3 separate regions of the Homo sapiens genome follow, and regions 1 and 3 are each linked to region 2. Evidence: read pairs that join two places in POLR2A ChIA-PET (ENCODE). Cell type or tissue: OCI-LY7. All regions are shown on one strand.

Region 1 (5,000 bases), 260 kb before region 2:
CATGAGTGATGCTGGAAGGGCTCCCAGGAAGCAAAGCCATGACATTACAAGAAAAAGTTGAATTGCTTGATATGTGTGCAGCTTTGCTTGATTGAGGTGTGCAGCTGTGGTTGCCCACCATTTCACAGATAAATTAATCCAGCATAAGGAGTGTTATAAAAAAAGAAAAGGAAATTCTTAAAGCCATCACTGCAGCTACCACAGCAGGTGGGAAAACCTTGCATTTCTTTTGGAAAATAGCTTTTTATCTCATATTGAAAATGCAGCTTTTATTTGAGTGCAGAATTGCTATAAGAAAGGCACACCTATAGACTCTAAAATGATTTGAAAACAGGCAAAGTCATTATATGACAAATCAAAGTAAAAGGAAGGCAAAGGATCTAAAGCTGGAGAATTTAATGTCAGCAAAGGATGGTTTGATAATTTTACAAAGAGGTTTGGCTTTAAAAAACGCAAGATAACAAGAAAAACACCTTCTGCTGGCCCAGAGGCAGCAGACAAATTCCCAGATGCCATTAAGAAAATCATTGAGGAGAAAGGGTATCTGCCTGAACAGGTTTTAATACACACAAAAGTGCTCTATTCTGGAAAAAAAAAATCCACAAAGGACATTTATTAGTAGGGACGAGAAAAGAGCACCAGGATTTAAGGTAGAAAGAGATAGGCTAACTCTACCTTTTTGTGCAAATGCAGTCAAATTTATTATTAGGAATGCCCCCATCTATAAAGCTGCTAACCCCCAAGCCTTGAAGGGAAAAGATACATACCTACTTCCAGTCTTCTGATTGCACAAGAAGGACTGGACAACAAAAATCATTTTTCTGGATTGGTTCCACCCATGCTTTGTCCTTGAAGTCAGGAAATACCTTGCCAGTAAAAGACTGCCTTTTAAAGTTCTTTTGATATTGGACAATGCCCCTGGCCACTCAGAACTTTATGAGTTCAACAAGCAAAGTGGTCCACTTGCTCCCAGTCACAATGTGTTTAACTCAGCCTCCAAATCAGGGAGTCACAGGACCTGTAGGGCCCATTACACATGGTACTTTATGGAAAGGATTGCCAACACTATGGAAGAGAACCCCTGTAGAGAGAACATTATGAAAGTCTGGAAGGATTACACCACTGAAGATGCCACAGTCATTATAGAAAAAGCCACAAAAGCCATCAAACCTGAAACAATGAATTGCTGCTTGAGAAAACTGTATCCAGATATTGTACATGACTTCTTAGGACTTACAAAGAGCCAATCAAGGAAATCATGAGAGATTGTGACAGCAAAAAAAAAAAAAAAAAAAAAAAGTGGAATGTGAAGGGTTTCAAGATATGGATCTTGGAGAATTCAGAAGCTAATACATGCCACACCAGAGGAATTAATAGAAGATGACTTGATGCAGATGAGTGCTTCCAAATCTGTGCTAGATGATGAAGAAAATGTAGAAGAAGCAGTGCCAGAAAACACATTTACATTAGACAATCCGGCAGAAGGATTCTGATTATTCAACACTGTTTTTTATTTCTTTTACAACTTGGACCCATCTATGATGTAGAAACATTTTTAGGGAAATGAAAAAGCAAAACGTTAGAGGGGAATTATGACACATTCCTGTAAAGTTACACTAAGTATGTCTGACTCTCCTGCTTCTCCTTCCAACTCCTCCACCTCTGCCACTCCTGGGACAGCAAGATTAACCCACTGTCCTCCTTCTCCCCCTCAGCCTACTCAGTGTGAAGATGATGAGGATTAAGACCTTTATAATAATCCACTTACACTTAGTGAATGGTAAATATATTTTCTCTTCTTTATGTTTTCTTAGCAACACTTTTTTTCCTTTGGTTTACTTTATTGTAACTATAAAATATACAATATAAAAAACATAGAAAATATTGTTAATCAACTGTATAAGTTAACAGTAAGGCTTCCAGTTGATAGTAGGCCATTAGCAGTCAAGTTGTTGGGAAATCAAAAGTTATACATGGATTTTTGGCTGTACAGGAGAGTTGACACCCAACCCCCACATTGTGAAGGATCAACTATATATAAGAAATTATCTCACGTGATTATGGAGGGTGACAAGTCCCCAGATCTGCAGTTGAGAAGCTGGAGGCCTAGGAGAACCAAGGGTATAATTCTAGTCCAGGACCTAGGAAGAACTGATGTTTCAATTCTAGTTCAAAGTCAGGAAAAATGGATGCCCCAGCTTAAGACAGTCAAGCAAGGAAAAATTCCCTCTTCTTTGTGAGAGGGATTGATTTTTTTCTATTCAGATCTTCAACTGATTGGATCAGGCCCACTCTGATTAGGAGAGGCACTATGCTTTACTCAGTCTATTAATATAAATGTTAAATTCATCACAAAATACATAATACACCTCACATAAATACCCACAATAATGTTTACCAAATATCCGGGCATTCTGTGGCTCAGTCAAGTGGACACATAAAATCAGCCATTACATCATTACTTAAAGGCTGAGAATGCCAAAATTGCCAAAATCACCAAATTCCAATCTGCAGCCTCTCATACTTGCCTCTACTGCCCCCAGCTAGCTGCAAGTCTTTACAGTGAACAAATGCAAAGCAAGAAAGAAAACAAAGCATACTAAAAGACTTAAACAGATTATGTTCATGGAAGAATTGATTAAAACTATACCAAAAGACACCAGACCCAAGTGATTTCACTGTGGTACGCTATGACACCTTCAAACATCAAATAATCCCAATGCTGCATGAATTATTCAAGAGTATTGAAAAAGAAAGAAAACTCTCAAATTCCTTTTTTGAAGTAAATATGTTATCAACTGATACAGCAGATAAAGGGAAGAAAACCAGAGACTAATCCCACTAATAAATATCAATGCAAATATACCCACACAAAATATTAGTAAACAGAATCCAATACCACTTTAAGAAAGTAATATGGGATGACCAACTGGGTTTTATTGCCAGAATATAAATTGGCTCAATATTAGAAACAACGTTAATATATTTCACCATAGTAATAAATATAAAGGGGAATACATGATTATCTTCATAAATGCTGACAAAAACCTTTGACCAAACTTAACACTCATTCATTAATAGAAAACACTCAAGAAATAGGAATGAAGAGGTACTTTCATAACATAATAATCTCTATCTAGAGACAGAGATAGAAATAGAAATTTAGAGATAGTGATGGAGATGGAGATAGGTAAAGACATGTAAATGCTAAAGCCAGAATCTTATTTAATGGAAAAACATTAGCTGAGGAACAAGGCAAAGATTTTTACTATCTCTATTATTCAACATTGTACTAGACTATAAACCAATATGATTAAACAAGAGAAAGTCATTTGTGACATAAGAATGGGCAAAGAAGAAATAGAATTATCTCTATTTGCAGATGGTAAGATATTATACCTAGAAACCCTCAAAGAATCAATGATAAAACTAACTTAAATTGTAAAAGAATTCAGGAACCTATCAAAATATAAAATCAGTAGCCTTTATATACACAAACAATAAACAGTTAGGAGACATATACATGGTAGAGAGAAGCTCTTTCACCCTTGCAACAAAAGAGATAAAAGACTTAGTATGACATTTAACAAGAAATGTGCAAAACCTACATGATGACAATTTTAAATCATCCCTAAAAGACACAAAAGTTTGAAAAAATAGCCCCTGCTCTTGGATATGATGATTCAACATTATAAAGATGTCAGTTTTTCCTAAATAAATTTGTAAATTAAATGCAATCGCAATAAAAATACCAAAAAGCAATTTTAAGGAGATAGGGAAGTTCATACTAAAGTTTGTATGAAAAAAGGCAAACATGCACAAATGTTCAAGACAATAATACAAAAGAAAGAACTGCAAGAAAGAACTAGCCCTACCAAACATTAAAACATATTATAAAGACTCTATAATTAAAATATTATAACAGTGGCGCATAAATAAGCAAATAAATCAGTAGAATTGAATAAAAGTGCAGAAATAAACACAAATATCTATGAAAATTTAGTATATGACCAAGGTGCCATCTCACATCACTGGCAGAAAGGATAGAAAATCTCAGTAAATGGTCTTAATACCTGAAGAGTGAATCAGCCACTTGGAAGATTGGACAAAATAATTATTTTAAATGTAGCATAAAAAGATGAAAAGCTAAGATAAAAATTGAAACATTTGGAATAGACACCCAAAACTGTGATACTCCCCTGAAGATATTTCTAGAAGCAAATAATAGAAGAAATGAAAGAGAAGCAATACTAGAACAAATAATGGCTGAGAATTTTCTAGAACTGGGAGAAAAAAAAAATGAGTCTTTAGAATGACAGTGCTCACTAAGTCCAAGAAGGAAAAAAACATAACTTTACTCAAAACACCATGAACACAAACATAACAACAGAGAAAATTATAAAATCTACCAGAGAAACAAGAAAGTTTCATCTTCAAAAATAAGAATCAGAATGACATCAGAACTTTTATCAGTACCACAGAATGCAAGAAAGCAATGGAAAAATATTTCTAAATCCTGAGAGAAAATAATTTGATCCTTGAATTCAATGCATAATAAAACTTCATGAATAAAAATAAACTCTTCAAAAGTAAAAGTAAAATATGGGTATGTTAACATGTTAGCATATTATACTACCTATAGATTCTCCCAGAAGTCAACTTCAAAAGGCAATGTTTTAACAAGAAGAAAAACAAATCCAAAAGGAAGAATTTTGATAAATAATTCAATGGAAAGTTAAACATAAGTAGTAAAAACCTATCAGTGATATCTAAATAAATAAAAATATATGAACAATTAGTTCAAATTAAAATTCCAGATGATAATATTGGGTTACTTGGGATTTTGGGGGATAGGGGAGGAGCAGCTTGTGAGTGGAACCCTAGAAGAAAAAATATTCTAACATTCTTATCTTATCTTCTCCAGTGGAATAAGAAGGTAACTGAATAACACAAGACTTTTTAGAAAATTCTAAGTTTAATAAAGTGTTCAAAATGTATAG
Region 2 (5,000 bases):
GCTTAAGTGTGACAGGACTGATAAATAGAAGATCAAGAGTAGATCCGACTTTAGAAGCCTACTTTGTGACCAAGGAGCTCAATTTTTGTTTTGAAGCTTTACTAATCTACCAGAGCATTGTAGATATTTTTTTTTTACATCTATTGTTTAAAATAGATGATTATAACGGGGCAGAGAACTTTCTTTTCTCTGCAAGAATGTTACATATTGTATAGATAAATGAGTGACATTTCATACCATGTATATATAGAGATGTTCTATAAGTGTGAGAAAGTATATGCTTTAATAGATACTGTAATTATAAGATATTTTTAATTAAATATTTTTTTGTAAATATTATGTGTGTGTTTTTTTTTAATCTATGGGAATATTTCTTTTGGAAAATCATTTTTCAGCTCAATTACAGAGCTCTTGATATCTTGAATGTCTTTTCTGTTTGGCCTGGCTCTTAATTTGCTTTTGTTTTGCCCAGTATAGACTCGGAAGTAACAGTTATAGCTAGTGGTCTTGCATGATTGCATGAGATGTTTAATCACAAATTAAACTTGTTCTGAGTCCATTCAAATGTGTTTTTTTAAATGTAGATTGAAATCTTTGTATTTGAAGCATACATGTTGAAAATACACCTTATCAGTTTTTAAGTACAGGGTTTTATAGTGTAATATATACAGAGTAAGTGTTTGTTTTTGTTTTTCAACTGAGGTCAAAATGGATTCTGAATGATTTTGCATATGGGATGAGGAAATGCTTGGATCCTTAAGGAGTTTACGAAATCTGCTGTTTTATCAAAGTGAAAAAAAATTGCTTATTACTCTTCATTTTACACTAAAGCTTAATGTCACTAAGTTTCATGTCTGTACAGATTATTTAAATCATGGAAATGAAAAAAATGTTCTCTGCTTGCTACCAAAGGACAAACTCTTGGAAATGAACACTTTCTGCTTTCCTTCCTCCAAAGAATTAATAGGCAACAGTGGGAGAAAAAAAAGGCATAATGGCAAATCCTTCAAGCAGGGATAAAAGTCGATCTTCAAACATTAACTTAAGCAGACCAAAAATTCTGATGACCGCATCTAGATTATTTTTTTATAAAAATGATTTTCACTATAGCTATGTTACGCTAAGCTACTGTCCAATCTCTTGTGATGTGTAACTTTTACATGTGAATATTAAAGTAGATTTCTCTGTCTTGTACTGTGATTTCTGGTCTCATTTCTTTAAAACCTTACTCTTATTTTTCTTTTAAGGCTCTTTTTTCTCCTTAAGGAAGGTAATATTTTCTAGGTTAGATAGGACTATCAGGGTTTGTGAACATTATGCATTTAATGTTATGGGTACTTTACACACAAGTTAGATGGAATTTTTAGAGTGAAAGAATTAAGTAGGATTTAATTGGGTGCTTTGTAAATAGTCAACTGTGTGTATAACGTGGTCTGTTTGATTTTTAAAAGGAAAGGATTTGTTTCAGATTATACAAGAATAAAAGTATTATAGACCCAAGGGACTTCTTATGAGGTCAAATTCAGATATTTATATGAATATGAAATACCATGGTCCCTAGTAGTCAGTTGAAGTGGCAATGTCTAAACAGAAATGAACAAAACTAATGCTAGCAGGTTAAAATCAATCAAAATGTTTAAAAATTGATTCTGTCCTCAGCATGTTATTTCCTCAGCTCTGATAATTTACTGGTCTTGAGTATTTTGAGAATTTGATGTTGAACGTTATAAAGTCAAAGAACTGCTTGTTTAGATGAGGTTTATTTTTATTTTTGATATTATTCATTCTTGTCACACATCAAGAAGAAAACACTAGAGTGCTGCTGGAATTCCAAATCTGAAGAATTCTAACGACTGCATTCTTTGTTATTAAAAAGGGCACAATCCTTCCTTTTTATTTGGCAGTTTAATTTCAGTAGGAAGCATGTCACATGTGCACTGTTGGTTAGAATTATGCATCTGTCATGCCTGACTGCTGAACCCTACCTAAGCCTTTTGGCGCAGTTTAAAACTTATACTGGTGGACTGTGAACCTCAAAACAAATGGGTATTTTTGGGTTTTGAGGATAGATGTTACTCCTTAAAGTTTGTATTTGGGGCATGAAAAACTACTGAAAGAAGAAAAGTGCTACAGATACTACATTTCAAAGAGTTGGCATTTTCCCTTTGGCCACTCAAGCAGCATTTGATGTATCTAAAGAAACAAAGTCATTGTTTATTTTTTAAAAAATTATATGCAGTTGTACAAGATACTACATTCCATTGAAATGTTGGCTATGTCCTAACCAGGCAACCAGATAACAAAAACATTTTGAGTCTTTTATCTAGGTAGTTCTAATTATTCAGCTACTTAGTTTAACAAAGGAAAATATCCTGACTTCTCTCATTTCATTTGTAGACTTTTCATTGTATAGGCACAACCAAAGAGTCAGACTGGTTTAAAACTCCAGAAGGAAAAAAAGTATCCCACACAGTGGATGTTGTTTCTAAGAATGCTACAAAATCCTGACATCTCAGACATCTCAATGTTAAAGGAAGAAAAAAAATACCTTTTCATTTCAAAGAACTAATATACTTTGATATTGTGTAAACCTTACTCAAGTTTATTGTCAAGCTTTAACTGCCTTTTTAGAACTTTTTAAAATTTCGAGCCCACAAATCTATTGTATTAGTTGCCTTCTATAACAATAAATCTTCACTGAGCAAAAGGCTCTGGAGTTTGTGGTTTTTAATTGACTTTTACTGAGTTATGCAATTTTTCATTATCCAGAATGGGTCTCTTGATGGATCACCTCAATTATTTACAGTGTTTCTTACCATGTTATGAAAAGTGGCGATATGAATGGAAAGAAAATCTAGTTTGAATGCTGGAGAAAGCTTCTCTACTCTAGTCCCTGCTTAGGATAGGAAGCAATATTCCTAAAGAAGGCAGCAGGATGACGTCCAGGGAAAACTAATTAAAAAAAAAAAGTTAAACAATGCAGACAATTTATTTCACAGTAGTACAGAGCCAAATGAAACTGGCTCTGCCTTTCTAGCTGGTGCACTTTAATTATATATATGTTAATCAGCCTAGATAGCCTTTGGGTCTCGACAGGGCCAAACACCAAACCCTGCAGGCTTATGAGGAAGGAAAACCTTCCCGTTTCTGCTTTGCAAGTCCAGGAAATTAATTTAACCCGTCTCAGAATGAATCTTAATAGGGCTGCCCTCAGTAGGTATTCTTCAGACCCAGATGATTTCTTTCAATTACAACCCAGGATATTTTGCTAAAATATTAGTTATATTAATTAGAACCATTGCCCAAAAGGTTTTAGGATTGTAACTTTACTTACAGTTCTACCTTGAGCACTGATTTGATCGATACTTTAAAAGATATAACCCTTACAAACGAGAACTAATTTGTTCAAGGGAGACAACCCGCAGTCATATATACTTAATTGAAAATGCTCTCAAATTTGCTATGAATTTGTAAAGTGTGTTTTGCATTCAAGTGCCTCCTTCATATTTATTCATATTCTGGCTCCTGCTAAAAAGTTTTGCCTAAGTGTTAAAACTTAGGTCTCAACCACATTGCCAAAGGTTTTCTATACTTACCAAAGCCAAAGTAAGGCCATGGTGAGGCTGCTGGAGTTCCATCATTCATAAGTCTTCACAGTAAATCCACACATGGGATATGAAAAGAGCTGTAAAAATTGAAGTAACTTGAAAAGCCCCTCTGAGTCCATAAGAGTAAACACTTCAGTTTCTGGGGAAAGAAGAACAAAATGCATTATCTGTATTCCACTGGCTAAGATATAACTGAAGAGGAATTGAACTTAAAATGTTTAAATAAAGAGACCCATGAAAAATTTTCTACATGAACCCATGAAATTTTTTTTAATAAGAAACCTCACACTTTAGATGAGAATTTTCTAAGAGATTACATTAATATTAGCACAATATGCAAATTCCTGGTGAAACAAGGCACTATTATTTGCCTTTAGTTACTGTTTCCCAATTCTTTATGATATAAAATACCTATCAGGACTTTGGGCAGGCATATACAAGTCACATTTTAAAATGCTATCTTTTATTTCAAAGTTTAATTTCCGAAGGAAAGTATTGTACTTGTAGAGTTCTTCATGCAAGTTCATAGACTGTTTCTTAAGTATTTATTTAAATATCCTCTTAAATATTTTAAATGTTTTTCAAATACTACTTCCTTCATAAGGTTTAGCAGTTAATTGAGTGATTGTAGTTAAGTATGAGTGTGTATGTCTAAAAATAGTTCACCGACATACAGAAAAATATCTTTCAAAAGGGATTTTTACTCTAAAAAGTAAGTAAACTTTTCTCTATTTTCTCTCCTTTTTTAGTTCCTAAGATTGGGAATTTCCATAAAGGTGTACCTTCCATTTTTTTTGGACTGCTATAACCAACCATATTATGTTTAAGCATAAGGCAGGACCGAAACTAAAGAACAGGTGAATCAACTGTCATGTATATATCATCTCCTAGAATCTGGTTTAACCTCATGATTAATTTCAGAGAGAGCGAGAGAGAAATAGGGAAGTTCTTATTTGTAGGTCAAACCTCAGAGAAAGCCAGGAAAACAGACATAAACTTATAGACCAAAATTTTACAACTTACCTAAGCAATAATTATTGGAAACACTTTTCATACAAGTTTAACCTGAGTCCACAGCTGTAGTTAAAACAAAGTAGGGTTCTTTGTTTGAGACTTTTCTTTGCCTGTCCTGCGGTGCCTAACAAAGTAACCTTGTAAAATATTTGTTACTAACTGAACTGAATGCCCCCTTAAGAGTCTCTTCCCAGAGTATTTAGTCACTCCTTCTTTGCCCTTTCATCTGCATTGAGTTGCAATTGAGCTTAAGACCAATATATCTAACTGCGTCTGGTCCTCTCCACCTCTGAAAAGCAGTAGATTCCAGATAGGACTGATGGTCTTCCCCAAAACTGCCCCTCTTTCTGAATTCCTTATCTCGGCTAATGCCACCTG
Region 3 (5,000 bases), 240 kb before region 2:
GTTCACGCCATTCTCCTGCCTCAGCCTCCCGAGTAGCTGGGACTACAGGCACCTGCCACCACACCCGGCTAATTTTTTGTATTTTTAGTAGAGATGGGGTTTCACCACATTAGCCAGGATGGTCTCGATCTCCTGACCTCGTGATCCGCCCGCCTGGGCCTCCCAAAGTGCTGGGATTACAAGCATGAGCCACCGCGCCCGGCCCAGGCCGGGTATGAATCTTATCTTTAGTTTCCACAACTGTCTTTAGCAAGCAAACTTGTATTGGCATCTGGATCATGGAGCTTTTCTCTTAACCTCTCAGCCTAAGCTGAGGAGTTGATTTAACTCAAAGGGAACGAGGACCACCAAGAAGGAATGTTATCTGTCATATTTTAAAAATGAGTATAATCATCTTAGAGCCTGAGATTCCAGACTACTTGGCCAACCTACTAAACTCCAACTGTCTCTGTAAAAATACATTGTTTTCAATCTACAAAATGTCCCAGGAATAGGGCAGCTCACTACCAAGGACCCAGGGCTCTCATTGGTCCACTCTGCCATTCTCTGTGTGTTATCAAGACACAGTCCCAGGTGTCACAGGCTGACATGTTCCTATCCAGAGAGAAAGGGAGGGATTCCCTCCACATGCCTGTCTTATTAGGTAAAATATTCCCCAGGAGCCCCTAGCAGACATCTCCTCCAGTCCCTTTTACCAGGATTGGGTCTCATACCTATACCATAAGGGCAAGGGAGATGAGAATGCAAGTATTTCTATTGTGGGAGAAAGGTCTCCCAGCAATCAAGAAAAAAGATAAAGAAATAGCTGTTTTGGAGACAACCAAGAGTTTTGCCACAGGAGAATAGAGGAGGAGGGGTACCCACGTGAGACCCACTCAGGAGGGTTAAAAGAGCAGCAAATGCTTCCCAGCATTGACTAAGAATTGTATAGGAGAGAGTATAGGAGGGAATTGTCTTTTAGTATCTTGCATGTGATAGGCTTTGAATAAATTTTGAATTTCCCCATGAGGTTGAACGGATTGAAACATAAGGTTGATGGGGCTAAGACGTAATTATGGTAACTCAGGATAGGAGTGTTTGGGTGCAAATCTTATTTTTTACATTGAAATCAGAGAACGCAGCAGTGCCTTTTACAACCATCCTGGTGGCAGTCAGAGACAGGGTCTATGACCTGGACACTGCAGGAGCTCAATCGTTATACCCACACAGGTGTGCTTTTCACATGAGACCCAGGTGAGAGAGACTATTACTTTCCTACATTCTTCTTCACTTTATCAACCCATTAATACTATCTTTCACCACGGTGATGAGAATGACTGACACATGGGAACAGAGATTCATTTTTCACTGTGAAGGAAAAAAATCCCACCTCCAACATGGCATTAAAGAGTACCAATTCCTTATCCTTCTTTGTGTTAAGTGTGTGTTACTTAGGCTTAGCTCATCTGTGTTTAATCGGCTTCCTTCATGCTCTCTCCATGAAGCCAGAGATGTACATATTAAACACAGGAGTTTTTGACAGTTTCCCTTTCCCTAGGGCAAGATTGCTCAACTAATAATAACTAAGATATCTTTTGACAAGTGCAGCTAAGAGCTGGGAAAGCTTAGTCAATCTACATCAGCCTTGTTGGCACTTTCTTTCCATTTCCTACCTGCATTTTCTTGAATGATGGAAACTGGAGAATGACTGTAGAACCTACGAAATCCAGGAGAGGCAGTGGATGAAATCAGGCCCGGAAGGTTAGTGAGGAATGAATGCAAAACCAGACTTATATTGATCAGGGAAAGGAAAATACTTTTTCCAACTACAATTGCAGCTGAAACCCATAAATTAGATGATTGAAGCAATAAGACACGTGAAATGGCTTTTAAGTCCACTACCCGCTCTGTGTAATAAATTTCAAATGACATAGAGGCTTTTAGTGGAAAGAATGATTTATTGCCATATGCAAGAAGGAAGCTTTCAGGGATTATCTCTAAAGTGGCAAAACACTATTCCAAATTTCACAAAATTAGCAAAGCTTCATGAAGCTTGGTGACTGAACTGACAAGCAAGCTAGGTCAAAAAAAAATTTTAATGGAATAAAAATATTGCAAATGTGCATTCTCACATACCAATACTTAGAGGTGTATTAATTACTCAAAAATAATCTAAATTCCACATTAAATGAAAACCTCCTTTGATTTGTTAGAAAAAATCCTGAGGATATTTAATTTTTGAATTACTTTTAATATATGTGTATATCTCAAAAGAATAGATACATAGAAAAGTATAAACCTATTCCTACTCACTTTTGGCATGAATTAATTCTAAATTGATTTACTTTCCTTGCCTCAGGCAACACCCTCCGTTTATCTCTTCATTTAGAAGGAGCTGAGGCAGTTCAGCAATGAACCACCTGAACAGGTGAGAGGAAACAATCATGGAACTAACTTTACATTGCAGTGTGCTCTTACCTCTGCGATTAGGTTCACACCCGTAATCCCAGCACTTTGAGAGGCTGAGGCAGGAGGATCACTTAGGGCCAGGAGTTTGAGACCAGCCTGAGCAACAGGATGACACCCCGTCTCTACAAAAAATTATAAAAATTGTCAGGATATGGTGGTGAGTGTCTGTAGTCCTAGCTACTCAGAAGGCTGAGGCAGGTGGATTGCTGCAGCCCAGGAGTTCGAGATTGCAGTGAGCTATGATCGCACCACTGCACTCCAGCCTGGGTGACAGAGTGTGACCTGTCTCTATGGGGAAAAAAATGTTAGTAGGCAATTCAGGTAGAATCTGAGAGGTTCTTACAAAAATGCATACTTGTCAAGCAGAAGAGTCTAAAAGAAAATGACAGGGAAATCTGCATATTGGGACAGAAAACAATAAGAATGATGCTATGAAGTCTGAGACCTGAAAGATTTCCTAGACTTTGTGCTTCCCTCTTGTCCACCAAGTCCTTTTATTCTAGGAAGTTTGCAAAGAATTGGAAAATGGGAAATTAAGAAGCATGCTTTCTCTACAGACAATAGGCTTTCACTGTCAGAATCTTGGATTTCCAGTGTGCAATGTACCCAGCAGGTTTTCTGGGTTTTGTCCCTGTCCAGGCCCAGCAGTATCTGGCTATTAAGAGGGTGCACCTGAAAGCTTACAGGCATGGTTTCTCATCAGTCTCCAACTCTGCCTCTTCTAACTAGTCCCCTCGCTTTCTGAGGACACATTCAATTCTAAGATATAATTGACATCTGTTAATTAACCATATATTGCACTTCCTTGTTTTCCTTCTATGTCACCTATTTTACCACTACAGAGACTCAGATTTAATTATCTCATCTGTCAAGACAATGGTCTAAGAAAGAAAATGTTTTGGATATTAACACAGTCTCTTTTCTCCCCCTGTAAATCTAATGGAAGTGTATTCCAATTTTTAATGATTTCTCAATTACTGTAAGATAGAAAAATAGCAAAAAAAAGTGCCTCTTTCAATTTACATAATTAAAATGAATATCTTCCTTAGACAATTTTCAGGTTGCCATTCTGGAAACTGTACATGGTTTAATTGTTCATAAGTGGTAGTTCTAATGACTACAATGGAAGAGAACTTTACAGTTTAATATCTCATCTTTCCTCAACGCCTCTTCATATAAACAAATTCTTCCTATAAATGATAATTAGTGATAAAAGCCATAAAACACATTACATTTGAGGTAGCCAGTGTCTTCACATATACCAAGGTATACTCTCCCACTTATCATTTACAAAAATATTGTGTCTCACAAATTTATATGAATATCAAATAAATGAGTTTTCCAACATTTACATTTCCACTAAATCTGAAGATAAAGAGAACTAGTTCCTATCTGAAGAAATGAAATATTCCTCAAGCAAGTAGACCCATAATTTTACACATGATGGAAAAGTATTTTAGTCAGGGATAAGCTCCCAAAACCCTGTGATATGAATTCAGAAATTAATTAAAGAGTAATTTTTTTCTCAGTTTCCAAGTTAACTGAAAGACCTGCATGCAGGAATATTGGAGCCTCAGCGTAGAAAGTATTCAAAAATAATATGATTCATTGTAAAGCAGTTCTCTCTTGAAATCCATCTGTTCTAATTATCTATTGCTGTGCAACAAACCACTCCAAACTCAGTGACATAAAACAGCAACCATTATGCTCACAGGGTCTGTGGGTTGGGATTTTAAACAGAGTACAATGGGGAGGGCTTATTTGTGCTCCAGGACATCTGGGGCCTCAGCTTGGAAGGCTTCAGTGGGTTGAGGGTGACTCAACAGTCAGGGGCTGGTATCACCTGGAAGCTTCTTCACTCACAGTCTTTTATTTTAGGAGGTTTATTCTAGCAAGTGCCTGAGCTGGGATAACTCAAAGGCTGAGCCCAGCTTGGACTGTCAGTCAGCATGCCTGCACACAGTCTCTCCACGTGGCTTGAGTTCCTCACAGCATGGTAGCTGAGCTCCAGAAAAAGCCTTCTGAGATGGAGCATCTGGAAAATGAGTCTTCTAGAAGACCAAGGCTGACACTACCTGGTTTTTTTCCTGCCCAGCCTCAGAAGGTATACAGTATCACTTTCACCAAATTCCACTAGTTACAAGCGAATTCTGAAAGGCAGCCCAGTTTGAAAGGGGGTGAAATGAGACTCTTCCTCTTGATAATAGAGTTGCAAAGTCACATTGTCAAAGAGTATGTGGGTTGGAAGTTATTGTCAAAGCCATCTTTGGAATATGCAGCCTGGCCAACCATCAAGGGAAGAGGATTGAATGTGAAATGCTTTTACTATCTTTCATACAACAATCTATGCTAGGTAATTTACACATAATCACTGAATTACCAACAACTTTATGCTTCAGTTCTAACACGAGCCACATTATATTAGCAATATCTATTTTTAATCTGTCTCCTCAACTAGTTGATAAATTACTCCAGAACAAGAATTTTATTTTTATCTGTTCCCAGTGCCTTGCATGATACCAGGCATGTAATAGATGCTCAAATATTTGTGA

What was found. Peaks named below come from ENCODE experiments on the same cell type or tissue, not always from the same donor. Only the 100,000 strongest peaks of a DNase experiment are listed, where the experiment ranks them.
Region 1: POLR2A ChIA-PET joins it to region 2 with 7 read pairs; 2 of 35 experiments call an interaction of 5 or more read pairs at or near these places.
Region 3: POLR2A ChIA-PET joins it to region 2 with 7 read pairs; 4 of 35 experiments call an interaction of 5 or more read pairs at or near these places.

Annotation. Positions count from the first base shown.
Region 1 is chr6:19,578,852-19,583,851 of GRCh38, forward strand. No RefSeq gene overlaps it. Among named protein-coding and RNA genes, the nearest start is that of LNC-LBCS, 220 kb to the right of the region's middle. In OCI-LY7, no CTCF peak of the experiment used is centred here; no DNase peak of the experiment used is centred here.
Region 2 is chr6:19,839,491-19,844,490 of GRCh38, forward strand. ID4 (inhibitor of DNA binding 4) reads left to right here. Exons shown (of 3, transcript NM_001546.4): 3 at 1-2,707. Among named protein-coding and RNA genes, the nearest start is that of ID4, 4.6 kb to the left of the region's middle. In OCI-LY7, no CTCF peak of the experiment used is centred here; DNase peaks (open chromatin) are centred at 471 and 1,961; H3K4me3 peaks cover 3,450 bases; H3K27ac peaks cover 4,047 bases.
Region 3 is chr6:19,598,379-19,603,378 of GRCh38, forward strand. No RefSeq gene overlaps it. Among named protein-coding and RNA genes, the nearest start is that of LNC-LBCS, 200 kb to the right of the region's middle. In OCI-LY7, no CTCF peak of the experiment used is centred here; a DNase peak (open chromatin) is centred at 2,673; H3K4me3 peaks cover 900 bases; H3K27ac peaks cover 2,731 bases.